Linked DNA regions of Homo sapiens: region 2 is linked to region 1. A link is an interaction called in ENCODE POLR2A ChIA-PET data of the cell type or tissue named here. Cell type or tissue: Panc1. All regions are shown on one strand.

Region 1 (8,000 bases):
TTCACCATGTTAGCCAGGATGGTCTCGATCTCCTGACCTCGTGATCCGCCCGCCTCAGCCTCCCAAAGTGCTAGGATTACAGGCGTAAGCCACCATGCCCGGCTAATTTTTGTATTTTCAGTAGAGACAGGGTTTCACCATGTTGGCCAGGTTGGTCTTGAACTCCTGACCTCAAGTGATCTGCCCACCTCAGCCTCCCAAAGTGCTGGGATAACAGGTGTGAGCCACCGCACCTGGCCCAGAATTTTTATTTTTCTTATTTCAGTTGTGAGAATTAAATGAGACAGCATATGACACTCACTATGACCTGGTGCTAGACTAAAAGCTTGGTAATAGTAGCTATTATTTTATCCAATAAATTATTGAGCATCTACTACATGCAAAGCAGATAGTCTGCAGAGACTCAGCCTCCAGCTTCAGGGAGCCTACAGTCTAGGGGGCCACATTCTGCTATCGCTCCCTAAGGAACATTTCTCTTTAGTCTTGGGCTTCTGCTGTGGGCTGGGAGCCTAGGTGTCCCCAGTGCACAGAAGTGCCACTTCTCCCCCAAACCCCGAAGTACCACTGTTAATCGTGTCTGCTTACAAATCTGACATCTAGGACCAGGTGGAGTGGTTCACACCTGTAATCCTAGCACTTTAGGAGGCTAAGGTGGGAGAATTGCTTGAGCCAGCCTAGGCAAGATAGCCAGGCCCTATCTCTACAGAAAATTTTAAAATTAGTCTGGTGTGGTAGCATGCACCTGTAGTCGCAGCTACTCAGGAGGCTGAAGCGGGTGGATCACTTGAGCCCAGAAGTTTGAGGCTGCATAAGCTGTGATCACCCCACCGCACTCCAGCCTGGACAACAGAGTGAGAACCCATCTCAAAAAACAAACAAACAAAAAAAAAACCAAATCTGATATCTGGGATAATTGTTGGGTACCTACTGTAAATCTGCTGCAGGGTCCATTCCCCCGTTCTGTAGGATGGGCTTGGCAGGAGCAGAAATCTCAACCTAACAGGAGAGCAGAGAAAATAGCTGTTGGAGTGGAAAGAAACCTGGTCTGGGGCTCCAAATGTCTGGGCTGCAGGCCTGGCTCCAGCCCCACTGGCCCAGTAGCTTAGGCAAGTCACCATCCCTTCCTTAGCTGCAGCTTTTTCATCAGTAGAAAGGGATCATAAAACAATTTATTGATTTTACCCTTGAGCCAGATGTAGGAGGCTGTGAGAATATGATGCTTGGATCATTGAAACTCTCCTTGCTTCATGCCACCCAAACAAGATGAAAGACTTGTGTGTCACAGATAAGTGAAATGACAGTCAGCAACATCCAACACACACAGGCATGCTCAGGAGAGGAGAGCACGGAGAACTTCTCCCCGCTAAGGAAACCTGGGGAGATTGCCTAGGGCTCCCACTCCCCGCAAAATATCCTCCTGTCTCTGGCCTTTCACCTTCCCCCGTCACAGTTTAGGTAATCACACATGTCCAGGTCTCCTTGCACGTTTTCCTCTAGAGCCCTTGCTTTCCAGAGAAGCTGTCCCCTCTGTCCTTGAGGGCTAATCTAAGGGACAATGCCTGGTATGGTGACTCCCGAGGGAATTCCCCCTGCTCCAATGAGCCTGCCAGAGGACAGGTCCCCTCTTTGTTTCCTCAATTCTGGGTCAGTGTTCTTTCCTTTTCAAAGCACTGAGGTCCCTCCACCCTAAAGAGGGAAGGGCTATGTGTATCTGTTTAGGAGACAGAGATCAAGGAGGAGGACTTAATTTCAGATACTTTAGGAGCCTCAATGGTTTTATTCTCTAAGCAAAAATGTTCTGCTCTAAACGGGGTGGGTCCTAGATACTTTGTGGAAAACAGGTCTGAGCATTCAGAGAATCAGTCTCCTTGGCTCCCCTCTCCCCTGACCCACACAATATGCCTCTGCTTTAGGTGAATTCACCTTTCCTCCTCTCTCCCTGAACCTGTCCATCAAGACCTTGAATCCACCTTCAGGTGAGGTATCAAATTCCTTCTCCCTGCACTCCATCCTCCATTTAGATCTCAGGGAAATGACCCTTAGAAATGGGCCACAGACCGGGCACAGTAGTAATCCCAGCACTTTGGAAAGATGAGGCTGGTGAATCACTGGAGCCTAGGAGTTGGAGACCAGCCTAGGCAACATGACAAAACTGTCTCTACTAAAAATTTAAAAATCTTAAAAATAAAAATAGCCTGGTGTGGTGGTGCATGCCTATGGTCCCAGCTACTCAGGAGGCTGAAGTGGAAGGATCACCTGAGTGGAGGCTGCAGTGAGCTGTGATCCTGCCACTGCACTCTGGCCTGGGCAACGGGAGTGAGACACTATCTCAAAAAGAAAGAAAAAAAGAGAAGGAGAGAGAAATAAAAGTAAGAGAGACAGAGAGAGAGGAGAAAGAGAAAGAGGGAGAAAGAGAAAGGAAGGAAGGGAGGGAAGGAAGGAAGGAAGGAAGGAAGGAAGGAAGGAAGGAAGGAAGAAGGAAATAAAGAAATGGGCCACCAAATAATCAGGAGACCTAGGACTCCTGGAATTCCAATTCCTGACAACTTGTAGGTTCCTTCAGTGCACCCTGCCCCACCCCTGCCAAGTTCCAAGGCTGCCCCTGGCTTTGGGGCAGAGGAGGAAGGAGACTTAGCAGAGCATAGCTGTTACCCCTTTATCTCTCCAATGTCTTTCTTCAAGGTCTCTGGCAGGCAAAATGGGCCATAAAAGGATTAAACAGATGTAACAGATGATCTATTAATTAAGGGCCTTCATTGGCCCAAGCCTGGGCTGAGCAAGACCAAGGTGTGGGCTGCTCAGAGCCAAATGGGGAAACAGGATCTAGAAAGCCAGTGCTAGGTTTGGCTAGTGAGGTTCTTGGGTGACTCTGCCTTCTAGAACAGGAAATAAATGTCCCTAGGAATGAACGGTTTCGATATTTTGTCTTCCAGAACCTTCTAGAACCTAATGCCAAGGGGAGAGGAATAGGGAAGCCTGAATCATAGCTCTGTAGCTATGGAGGGGTCCTTGGGGTGATGGGTGTGGGGGTGCTCCCTTGGGAGGGAGGAAAAGGTAGGTTGGCTTCCCAGCTGGAGCTCCCCTCCTGCTCCAGCAGAGCCCCACTCTTCCACCCTGGCTGCCCCCCTCCCATCTTCTCACTCTGCTCTTTCTTTTCCCCCTTCCTCATTTTCTACTCCTCCTTCTCCCTCTTGCTTCTCCCAGAATGTCTCTCCTTTCTCTCTAGGCTGGGCCACCTCACCCCCTCCCCTTCCCCTTTCCTGTAACTGAAGCTGTTGTTGGGAGTTGGAGGAGCTGGGCTGGTTTGAAAGGAGGCCCTGCTGCTTTTCAGGGAGGAATTGAAACTGTGGAGCTGGGGGTGAGGGGAGGCAGCAGAGGGGGAGGGGGGTGACTTGAGAAATCAAAGCGGCTGCAACTCCATCTGGGAAACCAACTTTGATTTACTAGCAAGGACCTGGCTCTCCCACTACCCCCACCCTTGCCCACTCCCCCTCCTTCCCTGGACTTTGCTTTGTGGTGATAACTGGGGGAAGGGGGGACGGACCCCCTTCCAACATGGAAGCCTGCTCTTAACCTGGGAGGACCAGCCTAGAGGAAGAAGGCCTGGGGGACTCTGCTCAGTCAGGCTGCAGATGCGGCTGAAGGGGGCCCAGCATCTCAGGAACTGGGTAGGAGAATGGATACCCCTGGGAAGGAGGAAAGCCTATTGGCCAGGCAGCCTGGCCCAGGCAGACTCAGCCCTGCTCTGGCTTGGGGCGACCCCCTCCCTGAGATGTGGGGCTGGGATGGGGGCACAGAGGAAGAAGGCCAGGGCTTTTTCATTTATCTATGGCCTTCCCCTCAGAACTGGGGGGCTTAGGGTCCAAGGCTGCCTGGTAAGAGCCAAGAAAAGAAAATGACTGAGAAGGAAAAAGGAACATCTATTGTAATAGACTATTTTGTGTTGAAATTCAATGTGAGCTATGGAGGACATTGGGTTCTGGTAGGGACTTGAGGCCATTTTGGGTGGAAGTGCTACCTTTCTCCTCCCTTCCTCTCTTGTACCCTCTGTTTTACTTTTCTTCTCCTCTGTCCAATTCTTAAACCCCTCAAGGTTGAAGGGGCTCTCTAACCAAACCCCTGCAATAGAAATAGGATCCCGAAGGTCCTAAACCCCCGGGGCCAGGGTAGAAATTCAGAACAAAATGAGTCATAACTTCAGGAAATGCTTATTCATGTTGTCAGCTGACTCCATCCAGTCCTCCTTGGTGGGGTGGTGAGTTTAAATCCCTGGACTCCTGGGTTCTAGGCAGACCCCCCCCTTCTCCTGAGCCTCCATCACAGCAGCATTTTTCAGGGTTCAGCATCCAACTTTCAGGACTAGCTCTTAGGAGAGAAAGGGACTAATTCAGCACAAATCTAGCCTTTTCTGCTCACTGCTAACCTTTCACTGCTCAAATCTAACCTTTCACTGCTCACTGTAGTGTCTGGGACTGCCCCATCAGAGCTCCTGCCCAGGGATAAAGTTTCTGAAAGCTGAGTCCACATGCATCAGTCCACATGCTGAGTCCATTATGGCAGGAGGGGAAATGGGAACTGGGGTTTGCCTGTTAGGAATATAGATTCCTGGGCCCTGCCCACTTATCCAAATATACCATCCCCAAGTGATTCGTACGTTCACTCTAAAGCTATCTGCTTTCCAAACCTCCAGACCATTCAATTAGCTTTCAGAGCCCTAGTTACTTTTTTTTTTTTTTTCTCTTCCAGATGAGGTCTTGTTCGGTCACCCAGGCTGAAGTATAGTGGCACGATCACAGCTCGCTGCAGCCTCAAACTCCTGGGCTCAAGAGATCCTCCCACCATTCCCACCACCTTCCTATACTGCAGAGGTTGGAAGCCAAAAACCTCACCTCTCAGCCTCCCTTGCAGCTAGAGCTCTGGATGCAAAATACGCTTATTTGAGATTTGGAAGGTGGAAGGGAAATGAGGTCATGTTCTTGCTGCAGTGGCAATTTCTAGTGATCCCTAGGTGCAGTTACCTTGGCTTAATTACAATGGAAGCCTTTTTTTTTTTTTTTTTTTTTTTTGATAGAGTTTCACTCTGTCCCCCAGGCTGGAATACAATGGTGTGAACTTGGCTCACTGCAACTTCCCACTCGCGGGCTCAAGCGATTCTCAGGCCTCAGCTTCCTGAGTAGCTGGGATTACAGGTGTGCACCATCACACCCAGCTAATTTTTGTTTGTTTAGTAGAGACAGGGTTTTGCCACGTTGGCCAGGCTGGTCTCAAACTCCTGACCTCAAGTGATCTGCCTGCTTTGGCCTCCCAAAGTGCTGGGATTACAGGCATGAGCCACTGCAACCGGTCCCAATGGTAGCCTCTTGATCCCCCTACCTGCTAGTGGCAGAGGTAGCAGCTTCTACTGGAGGGTCATTTCTGTGGCTTCGTGACAAAGTCTACTCCTCCAGGCCATCCAAGTTTCACAAACACCTAGTTTCCTGCTTGTTTTAGTCTGCTTGGGCTCCATAACAAAATACTACAGATTGGATAGCTTAAATGACAGAAATTTATTTTCTCATAGTTCTGGAAGCTGAAAGTCTGAGATCGGGATGCCAGCATGGTTGGATTCTGGCGAAGGCTTCCTTCCTGGCTTGTAGATGGCCACCTTCTCAGTGTTCATGTGGCCTATCATTGGTGTGTGTAGGTGGGGAGAGAGAGGTTTCTCTCTGTTCCCCTTATAAGGCCACCAATCCTATCAGATTAGGGGTGGGGACCCTCCAACCTCGTTTAACATTAATTACCTCCTAAAACCCCTATCTCCAAATACAATCACATTGAGGGTTAGGGCTTTAACATATTAATTTTGTGGGGCCATAATTTAATTTCGTCTATATGTATTGCATCTTTTTTTTTTTTTTTGAGACGGAGTCTTACTCTGTCACCCAGGCTGGAATGTGCAGTGATGCGATCTCGGCTCACTGCAGCCTCGACCTCCCAGGATCAAGCAATCCTCCCATCTTGGCCTCCTGAGTAGCTAGGAGCACAGACACATGCCTGGCTAATTTTTTCTATTTTGGGTAGAGATGGGGTTTCACCATGTTGCCCAGGCTGGTCTGGAACTCCTGAGCTCAAGCAATCTGCCTGCCTCGGCCTCCCAGACTGTTGGGATTACAGGCATGAGTCACTGCACCTGGCCTGAATCTCTTTTTTTGATAAAATACCTAGAGCCATTCCACCACTGTAAATCCTTGAAGTCCCCTTCTCTGTGGTGCTTCCCTGATACCACCCCTGTCCTTTCCCTGAGTTGATGTTTATCTTATGGCATTTAGCATGTGGCATGTGTTACCTACATATGTCTAACTACAGCCTCCCCACAGCCCAACAAGATAATCTCTTGAGGGCAGAGGCTGTGTCTTAGTTTTTGTGCATACCTTAGTGCCTTGCATATCATAGGCACCCAAGAAAAAATTGTTAAATGAATCAATGCTCTCTGTAAATAGGGCAAGGTCTGAAGAACTCCCTGAGCTGGGTAATCTAGAGACACAAGCATCCTGCCCTGGACAGCGAGCCCAATTCCCTTTCCATACATTCTGCCCTGCCTCTGAAACCCACACTTAGGGAGGGGAGAAGCTCAGCTCTGAGGATGAAAAATGAGCAAGGTTTCTAGGACGCAGATTTCTAGTCTCCAGTTTTGACAAGTATCTAGTTTCTCAAAGCCACATTTAATTACAAATATGCCCTGTCTCTACAAAAAAAAAAAAATTAGCTGAGCATGGTAATGTACACCCATAATCCCAGCTACTGGGAAGGCTGAGGCAGGAGGACCTCTTGAGCCCAGGAGGTCGAAGCTGCAGCGAGCTGTGATTGCAGCACTGCACTCCAGCCTGGGTGCCAGAGCAAGATCCTGTCTCAAAACAAAACAAACAAAAACAAATCTATTCTGATCTCCAATCTGAGAAGGGGTGAAGTGACAAATAAATCTGACATCATCGTGAGAACCCATGAAGTGGACGTAGGACACCTGAATGCTCGTGTCCTGGTCTTGGTGCTTAATACTTTTCTGACCTTCAGTGAATCTTTTCTCTGAGTATCAGTTTCTCCATCTGAAGAATGGGCACAATAAGTCTGTCCTGTTCCCTGTGAAGTGAGGACTGAAAGAGAAACTGGATTTGTAGGGACAGTTGCTTTGGGAAAGGAAGCTCAGATGGTACATGCTGCTTTGTAACCCAGAAGCAGAATATTAGCCAGAGGTCAGCCTGGGAGCCTGGACACAGGCACCTAGGGCAGACCTAGTCACGAGGCAGCATGCTAGGCAGACCACTGTCCTGGACTTGGACTCAATGGATTCAGCTCTGCTTCCTCACTGCATTCCCTGAGATAGGTCACTCTCCCTTTCTGAAGCTCTGACTCTTCATCGATAAGATAGGGACACTAATCTTCTCTTGAAGGGTGGGGAAGATAAGATGAAGTGGTAAGTGACTTCACATAGTGGATGCTCAATATAAGCCTTTAGTGTTGGTTTTTCCTGCTCTCAGGCAGAGGCAGCTGGAGAAGGAAGTTTGCTGGGGAGTTGGGGCAGGTGTCAGACTTCTAAGACCCTGGGGGTTGGTTGCTTTCTCCCGTGACTGGATCACTGATTAATCCTTGAGGAATCTCGAGGCCTAAGGGTTGGTAGTCTAGAGGGACAAATATGTGAATACTGGTTAAAGAAAGAAAAAATCTACAAGGGACTTCAGTTTTGGGGATAGACTGATATAGCCTCTTTGAAGCTGGGGCTGACCCAGTCACTCTGCAAGCATCTGGTTGTGCATACCTTAGTGCCCCTCCTCCAAACTCTTCCAAACATCTCTAAGGGTCCCAAAAGGGTAGAAATGGACTCATTCAGAAGTGAAGAAAGAGATCAGGGCCGCAGCTCTCCATAGCTCCTGTCAGGCCCCTTGGGAGGAGCCTGAATGCTGGGGCAGCTTGTGGGGGGGACTCCAATGATGGAACCAGGAGAGGCAGTTCCTACCTTGTGGATG
Region 2 (8,000 bases), 76 kb after region 1:
TCCTGCCTCAGCCTCCTGAGTAGCTGGGACTACAGGTGCACACCACCACAGCCAGCTAATTTTTTGTAATTTTAGTGGAGATGGAGTTTCATTATTTTGGCCAGGCTGGTCTCGAATTCCTGACCTCAGGTGATCCACCTGCCTCAGCCTCCTGAAGTGCTGGGATTACAGGCGTGAGCCACCACGCCTGACCCATTTTTATAAATTTTTAAAAAGTTGGAATTTGTGGTGTGGTTTTGATTGTGTACTGAAAATGAACGATTGCAGTGTCCTTTTAGGTTAAAAAAAAAAAAGAAAAGTTAAAAATAATCCTTAGTTTGGTTAAGCTGTTAATAGATTTGACACTTAACTGCTTTTGAAAAATAACTGTAATCATCTTTTTTCAGGGTAATCACTTTGATCAGTATGAGGAAGGACACTTGGAAATTGAACAAGCGTCACTTGACAAGCCTATAGAATCGGTAAGATAATCAGTGCTTAATTTCGGGTCTTAGCTAGTTAGTTAGGTAGTGTTCGTGTGACACTTGATGTGAGTGAAGTTAAACTTATTAATAACCAATAGTACAGTTTAGAGTTGTTTTCTTGCATGCCATACAGTAATCAATTAAAGCTTGGGATGTAATCTAATATTTAATATGTTGGGAAATCAGTCCAAAAAAATCTAGAAACACATTAGAATTTCAATGGAAAAATATCTTTTTGGCCCATACCGATACTTTGTTGAAGGTAGCAAGTTAAAGTTTAGCATTTTGTGAATTGAATAAAGGAGTAAAATGTATTTTGATCCTTTATAGCTTCACCTTTCTTGGGCAATATAATTATGTATGAAATGTTCCTACATAAGTAGAATATGTATGGAAATTTTTTTTTAAATGTTATATTAAAAACATTTAAGGAGTAATATGTTTTATTTACCAGACTGTTGTGAAACATGGCAAGTTTGGTCTCTGTAGCTTAAGAAATGTGGTTTTTGTCAAAAGCTGATTATTTCTATCTTTTCACACTGCTTAGTTTTGGACACTGATGATATCAAGCAATAGAACAAGGAGATTTATTTACCTGGCTCTTAGTTTTAAAAAAACTTCTTAATTTTTGAACATTATTTTCACTTTGAAAAACCCGTTATTTTTAAATAACACAGTCTATTGTTAAAATGTCTAAACTTGTCATTATTGTCAGCAGTTACTATTTGTGCTTAAGTGTACATATTTAATAAGGATTTCGGTGAGTTATTGGTAAAACTTGAGTGGGGAAAAAAAGTCAAAAAGGGAATCTTAATCTTTATAACCATCATGACAAGCCCCCCACTTCCCCTTAAGAAACACTAGCTTCTTCCTCAGGAAAATAAGAAGGCAATTTAGAGAATACGGATATTTTAACTTTAGCTTTTATTTTCAAAACTGCAACATAGTAAAGGATCAACATATATTTATGTTCCTAATTAGGTTGGTGTTGTGTGTGTTTGTATGTGTGTTTAGATGTTTACAGAAATTTACACAACTTGGGGTGTTCGACATTTTTCTTCCACAGCAGTTGGCCCATATTAGCTAAGCAGCCATGATCTGGTTTGTATTGCACGGTCTGCCTTTTTTTAATTTCTTCTCTAGGGTTTCTTTCTCCCCACCTCCCTTTCTTATTTCTGTCTTTCTGGTCCAGTGAACACTGCATATAGTACCTTCTGTCTTAATGTGCTGGCATGATGCTAGACTTAGGCATGGCAGTAATTGATGACGCATGTGATAATGCTGCAGAGGGAGAATTCTCATCTGATATTTCACTGAAAGCCTAGTCTTGTGTTTTGACATAAGGATAAAATGCCAAGCCCACTTTGCTAAGTTAAAAATCACTGATTTTAGGCCGGGCACAGTGGCTCAACGCCTGTAATCCCAGCACTTTGGGAGGCCGAGGTGGGTGGATCACGAGGTCAGGAGATCGAGACCATCCTGGCTAACACGGTGAAACCCCATCTCTACAAAAAATGTAAAAAATTAGCCGGGCATGGTGGCAGGCGCCTGTAGTCCCAGCTACTCGGGAGGCTGAGGCGGGAGAATGGCATGAACCCGGGAGGCAGAGCTTGCAGTGAGCCAAGATCGTGCCTCTGCACTCCAGCCTGGGCAACAGAGCGAGACTCTGTCTCAAAAAAAAAAAAAAAAATCACTGGTTTGTGCCTTGTTCTGAATTATTTTGGGGATTATGACAAGGCAGAATTTTGTAATGAAATCTGTAGGCTAGACAGTATCTTGTATTTGCAAACTAATTTAATTTTTCCATTTCAATTTACAAAACTGGAGGGTCTGGCCGGGTGCGGTGGCTCAAGCCTGTAATCCCAGCACTTTGGGAGGCCGAGACAGGTGGATCACGAGGTCAGGAGTTCGAGACCAGCCTGGCCAAGATGGTGAAACCCTGTCTCTACTAAAAATACAAAAATTAGCCGGGCGCAGTGGTAGGCACCTGTAGTCCCAGCTACTCGGGAGGCTGATGCAGGAGAATGGCTTGAACCTGGGAGGCGGAGATTGCAGTGAGCCGAGATTGTGCCACTGCACTCTAGCCTGGGTGACAGAGCGAGACTCCATCTCAAAAACAAACAAATAAAAAAACAAAAACAAAAAAAACCAGGAGGGTCTAAGTTTAAGACAGAGCTGTCAGAATCAGCTCCCCAGTACCACATTCTACAAGGTGCATGGTTGGTTAATTGTCTTACACAAGCTATAATTCTGTGGATACTCAACAGTAGCAGTAAATTTAGATGAAATTTGCAACCTAGTATTCATTATTACGATACTTAACAAATATTTTTTAAACCACTAAATTAAATGATATTTAACATATTTTAAGCCTAGAGGGCTACACTGAAATATTTTTGGAAATTTCATTCCTATGGCACATGAGGCTAATGCTATTTTACCTCTCATAATGTCCAGGACTTTTTCTGCCACATATAGCGAGAACAGTATCAGAAGGCAGTCTAATTGAGTAATCATTGTTGAATAATCTCATTCAGTGGGAGTAGAATTGATAATATGCCTTATTTATTAAGTAGTGCTACCTTCTTCACTTAAAATAGCAAATAGTATATAGTACTCAGGCTGGATATTTAATTTTTTTAAATAAATGAATGTTCAGAAATGTATATTAGTAATTACACTTCTAATGAAAATTTACTTCTGAAAGATAAATATATGCATTATTTGTGATGAGATAGTTTAGGTTGTAGGAGAGAACTTCATGGCCTACATTGTATTAGGTAGAAGTAGGGCACAGGATCTGGGAGAATAAACAAAGATGCAAGAAAAAATAAGAAAAAAAAAAAGAAGTATTGACACACAAGATAAGAGGGATCTTATTTCTGTTGCCTGATCATTTGTGAGTAAAATTTTAAGTGTTTTTCTCTTTTTTCAACTTTTTTTTTTTTTTTTTACTTTTTTTGGTCACAGAAAATTTTAAGTTTTAAGAGAAACTCCTACAGTGATTGGCATCAAAGTAGGTAGTGTTCCCTCCCTCCCACCAAACAAAAGAAGTCCCTTATCACCTGAGGAATGCCCACTAAATAATAAGTAAATATTTAATTACATGGCTGGCTGGCTATATTAAGCTGTTTTGTTTTTAGGGGAAAATGGTGTTACTTCTAACACAGAAAGAGTGCTGAATTAAAATCTTTCTCTGCAGCAATATCTATTGAGAGGTGCTGACTGTTTTGCTACAGCATGCAACTCAAAAGTGGCTGAAAATATGCAGCTTTGGGAGTCTACAGATCATTGCAGGAGCTAAAGGTCTAGTCATTTTTTTTTAACCAAAGGTAATCTGCAGCAGCTGGTAACCGTGGAGGTCTCTGCACAGGTTTGTGCCAAGAATATGCCTGTGTGAAGGGTTATTGTGAGTATAGGATTAAGGTCTTTTTATTTTGTAGTAGGCTAAATTTGATGCAAACCAGCAAGATGGGAAATGAGACATGAAGATGCAATAATGTATTATGCTTTTAGTGAACTTCCGAAGCTTAGATTTGTTAGTGAGATATTGGTATTTCAATTTTATTAGGTAAATGTTGAAAATATATCAAAATCCAGTATTTGTAAAGCATTTAATAATATTTTTTGAAGTTTAATTTTCCCTTATTTGCTTCAACCAACCAGATATCTTTCAATGAGATTTTTCCTCAAGAATGAAATATCTTTTTAAGAAAATTATATGAGAATTGCTAAACAACTTGATTATCTCTATTAAAAACAAGTTGAAAAGTGTGAACATTTTATCCCTATTACGAGAAGCTTTGAATTTGAATTTTAAAAATTGTTATTGCTTTATGAGATATTTAGGTCTCAAATGTTATAATTATAACCTCCACTTACTTAAAGACAAAATATTTACAAAACAAAGCTTGATCTAAAGCCATAGCTCCGTCTAGGATTCAATCACAGAAGAATTAATTGGTGTTTTTTAGGATACACGGTCCTTTATGACCTTTATCATAGTTAGAAGATGAGGAATTGGGCGCAGGGGCTCACGCCTGTAATCCCAGCACTTTGGGATGCTGAGGCGGGCAGATGACGAGGTCAGGAGTTCGAGAACAGCCTGACCAACATGGTGAAACCCTGTCTCTACTAAAAATACAAAAAGTAGCCAGACGTGGTGGCACATGCCTGTGCATGTGCTGGGATTACCCAGCTACTCAGGAGGCTGAGGCAGGAGGATTGCTTGAACCTGGGAGGCAGAGGTTGCAGTGAGTCGAGATCACGCCACTGTACTCCAGCCTGGGTGACAGAGCGAGACTCCGTCTCAAAAAAAAAAAAAAAAAAAAGCGCTGGGTGCAGTGGCTCACACCTATAATCCCAGCACTTTGGGAGGCCGAGGTGGGTGGATCACAGGGTCAGGAGATAGACCATTCTGGCTAACACGGTGAAACCCCATGTCTACTAAAAATACAAAACTTAGCCGGGTGTGGTGGCACACGCCTGTAGTCCCAGCTACTCAGGAGGCTGAGGCAGGAGAATCGCTTGAACCCAAGATCGTGCCACTGCACTCCAGCCTGGGTGACAGAGCGAGACTCGATCTCCAAAAACAAACAAACAAAAAAAGATGAGGGATCAGATGGGAGAATGACTTTAAGCTATATAGAAGGCAGAATGCATGCATCATAGACTTAAAACATGTTGTTACTGTTGTGGTTGGAAGTGCAACTACCCATCAGCCGCTAGTCGGTCCTTGCTCTACCTGACTGATTAAAATTCTTTCTTTATGGTTGTCAGGATGACCTAATAGGTTTAAAAATGTAGTGTAAGCTTCAAACTCCAGTTGCTGATGTTTAGTTTGCGCATCTTAAGGATTTGGAAGTATATGTATAATTGGGTTTTGTGATGTTGCATATCTGTCTAGATCTGTGGACTCCACTAGTTCCAAACTGTAATTCTTTATAAGACTGCTGATTTGACATTTAGCAGTGACCATATGTGGACTGCACTAGAAATAATGTGCTTCTTGGAGCTGAATGGTGTAGCATTACTATATGGCTTTTCTCTCTAGTCTTCATTGTGTCATCTGTAGTGAGCTATAGAGTTTTTTTGTTTCGGGAATTTTTACAACTTGTTTGCATGGGTTCACCTAGTAGCATTGGTTCTTGCTTATAGTCTTTAATACACAATCAGCAAAGCTTACAATCCACTCAAGAGACTTACTATTTTGTCACTGTTGAAAATGGGCTAAATGATGTAAATTGAATGTGGCTGTCAACTAAAACAAAATTCAGTATAGAATTAGTATTCATCCAGTCATGGACATACCTGTAGCATGGTTTTCTCTTGAGACATAATAGGCCGTTTCCTACTGTAAAAACTTACAGCCAGCTTCATACAATAAAGTAAATTTTTTCCTGTGTTTTGGCAGGCTCCCGTCATACATGTGTATTGGTGGTGCTGTTACCAAAATGATCATTGTTACTATGGTGGCATACAGCTTCATGGAGCAGAAAGTTTCTACTTGGTATTTAATTAATAAAATGTTGAGGAATGGCTGAAACAGTTAATAATGAAGTATTTTTACATTGCTGGTATTGTGTTTTCAGCATATTGGTAGTTTATAATACAGACTTCTTGTTGTCAAAGATCTTCCCGCTTAAAAATTATATTCCTTTTCTCACGTGTTTATTAGAGAAGAACAAATGATAAAAATTAGCATTTTAATGATATATTTATGTGTAGAAATAGGGGGAGAAAAAAAGGCCAACTGAGGTAATCTAGGTGAAAAAGTTTGTTTTCAGTTTAGCTACATGGTTTAACCAGAATTAGAAGAAGAACTTCATTTCCAACCAAAGAACAGGCCGCACAGCCACCATTTTGGGGTCTTGAGCAGAGAGAGAAAACAAATAGGTGGTTTGTGAGAACTCTGAATTATGTAGAAAACCAGCTTTTCTACATAATAAATAAGCTTTGCCTTATTTATTAAAGTTAGGATTTCTTTGCAGTTCTTAAATGTACATTTAAATTATATCAAGTTGACTTTAGAAGAAAAAAATTATAAGCAGCCTACCTCTATCATGTATCTTTGTTGTTAACCAGAGTTTTTAAAATGAAAAAAATTTCTGTAATTTATTTTTGGTTCTATGAGATTATAATTAAACCCCAAATTATATATTTAAAAAACAAAAACCAAAAGATTTTTAGTCATTATTATAGTAACTGAAATTAAGTAGAGTTACTTTTTTTTAAAATTATTTTTAAAAATAATTACTACTTTGGAAATAAATTGGCTGGGCATGGTGGCTCACACCTGTAATCCCAGCACTTTGGGAGGCTGAGATGGGAGGATCACTTGAGCCTTGCAGGTCAAGGATGCGGTGAGCTGTGACTGTGCTACTGCACCCCAGCCTGGGTGGCAGAGCGAGACCCTGTCTCACAAAAAAAAAAAAAAAAAAAAAAAAAAAAAAGGAACAAAGAAATTTAATGTTCATTGCCCTTGTTCTGTCTAGATTACCTGTTTGAGCCGTAAGCTACTTGTGCCAACTTGGTGTTGTAAATAGCATCCATGGACCAGTCGTGGTGGCTTATGCCTGTAATCTCAACACTTGGGGAAGCCAAGGCAGGCGGATCACTTGAGGTCAGGAGTTTGAGACCAGCCTGGCCAACGTGGTGAAACCCTGTCTCTACTAAAAATACAAAAAAAAAATTGGCTGGATGTGGTGGTGCGTGTCTGTAGTCCCAGCTACTCAGGAGGTGGAGATTGTAGTGAGCTGAGATTGCCGTTACACTCCAGCCTGAGCTACAGAGTGAGACTCCGTCTCAAAAAAAAAAAAAAAATCCTGGAATAATTGGAATAATTTGCAAAAATTACAGTCGTTAACAGAGAGAATAGATTGCTTGTTTCCCAAAGACTGGTTATTGAGTTTCTTGTTCTTTCACAGAGATAGTTTTGATCATTTCAGAGGTAGACAAGTCTGGTTTGTTTTACTTTGTTATAAATTATTTTGGTGTGCCTCCTTGTGTTAGCCGTCATCCTTAAGCCTATTGGATTTTTGACGAGTGTTTATAAAACCTTTTTTTCTTTTACTGATAGGAAGGGAGACCATACTGAATACTAGCCCTTCCTGCAGAGTCACAGAGCTGCCTTTTTTCCTCCAAAAGCAGGTAGTTTGAAATGATAGGAAAGGTCCAGTTTTTCTGTGTTGGTCATTCATTTACCCTAGGAGGTTGGTGAGGGGAGGAGAGATTCTGGGAGATGTGTCTATTGTTTCTATTGCCTTTGTTATGATTGGAAGGACTTAGAGTGGCAAGTTAAATATTTTATTATAGTCCCTGAGAAAGTGGATTTAATTAAAGAACAGTTTTAACCTAAAGTTTTAGAAGAGAAATGCCACTACCATTTTCTATCAATGATTTTTTTCTGAGAAGGTGACAGCCATCCTCTTGAGTGGTTTTGTAAAAGTGGTGCTAATGTGTATAACCTTAATTTTTTCTTTTTTTTCTCCCTCTCCCTTTAACATTTGCTTTTCCTTTCACTGTTGTCAGTCACAA

What was found. ChIA-PET counts read pairs that join two places held together with the same protein. Peaks named below come from ENCODE experiments on the same cell type or tissue, not always from the same donor. Only the 100,000 strongest peaks of a DNase experiment are listed, where the experiment ranks them.
Region 2: POLR2A ChIA-PET joins it to region 1 with 5 read pairs; 5 of 35 experiments call an interaction of 5 or more read pairs at or near these places.

Annotation. Positions count from the first base shown.
Region 1 is chr17:44,543,419-44,551,418 of GRCh38, reverse strand. No RefSeq gene overlaps it. Among named protein-coding and RNA genes, the nearest start is that of FZD2, 10 kb to the left of the region's middle. RefSeq lists an enhancer at 2,809-3,356. In Panc1, no CTCF peak of the experiment used is centred here; no DNase peak of the experiment used is centred here; H3K4me3 peaks cover 290 bases; H3K27ac peaks cover 6,093 bases.
Region 2 is chr17:44,467,290-44,475,289 of GRCh38, reverse strand. It overlaps GPATCH8 (G-patch domain containing 8), which reads left to right. Exons shown (of 8, transcript NM_001002909.4): 2 at 387-461. Among named protein-coding and RNA genes, the nearest start is that of GPATCH8, 32 kb to the left of the region's middle. In Panc1, no CTCF peak of the experiment used is centred here; no DNase peak of the experiment used is centred here.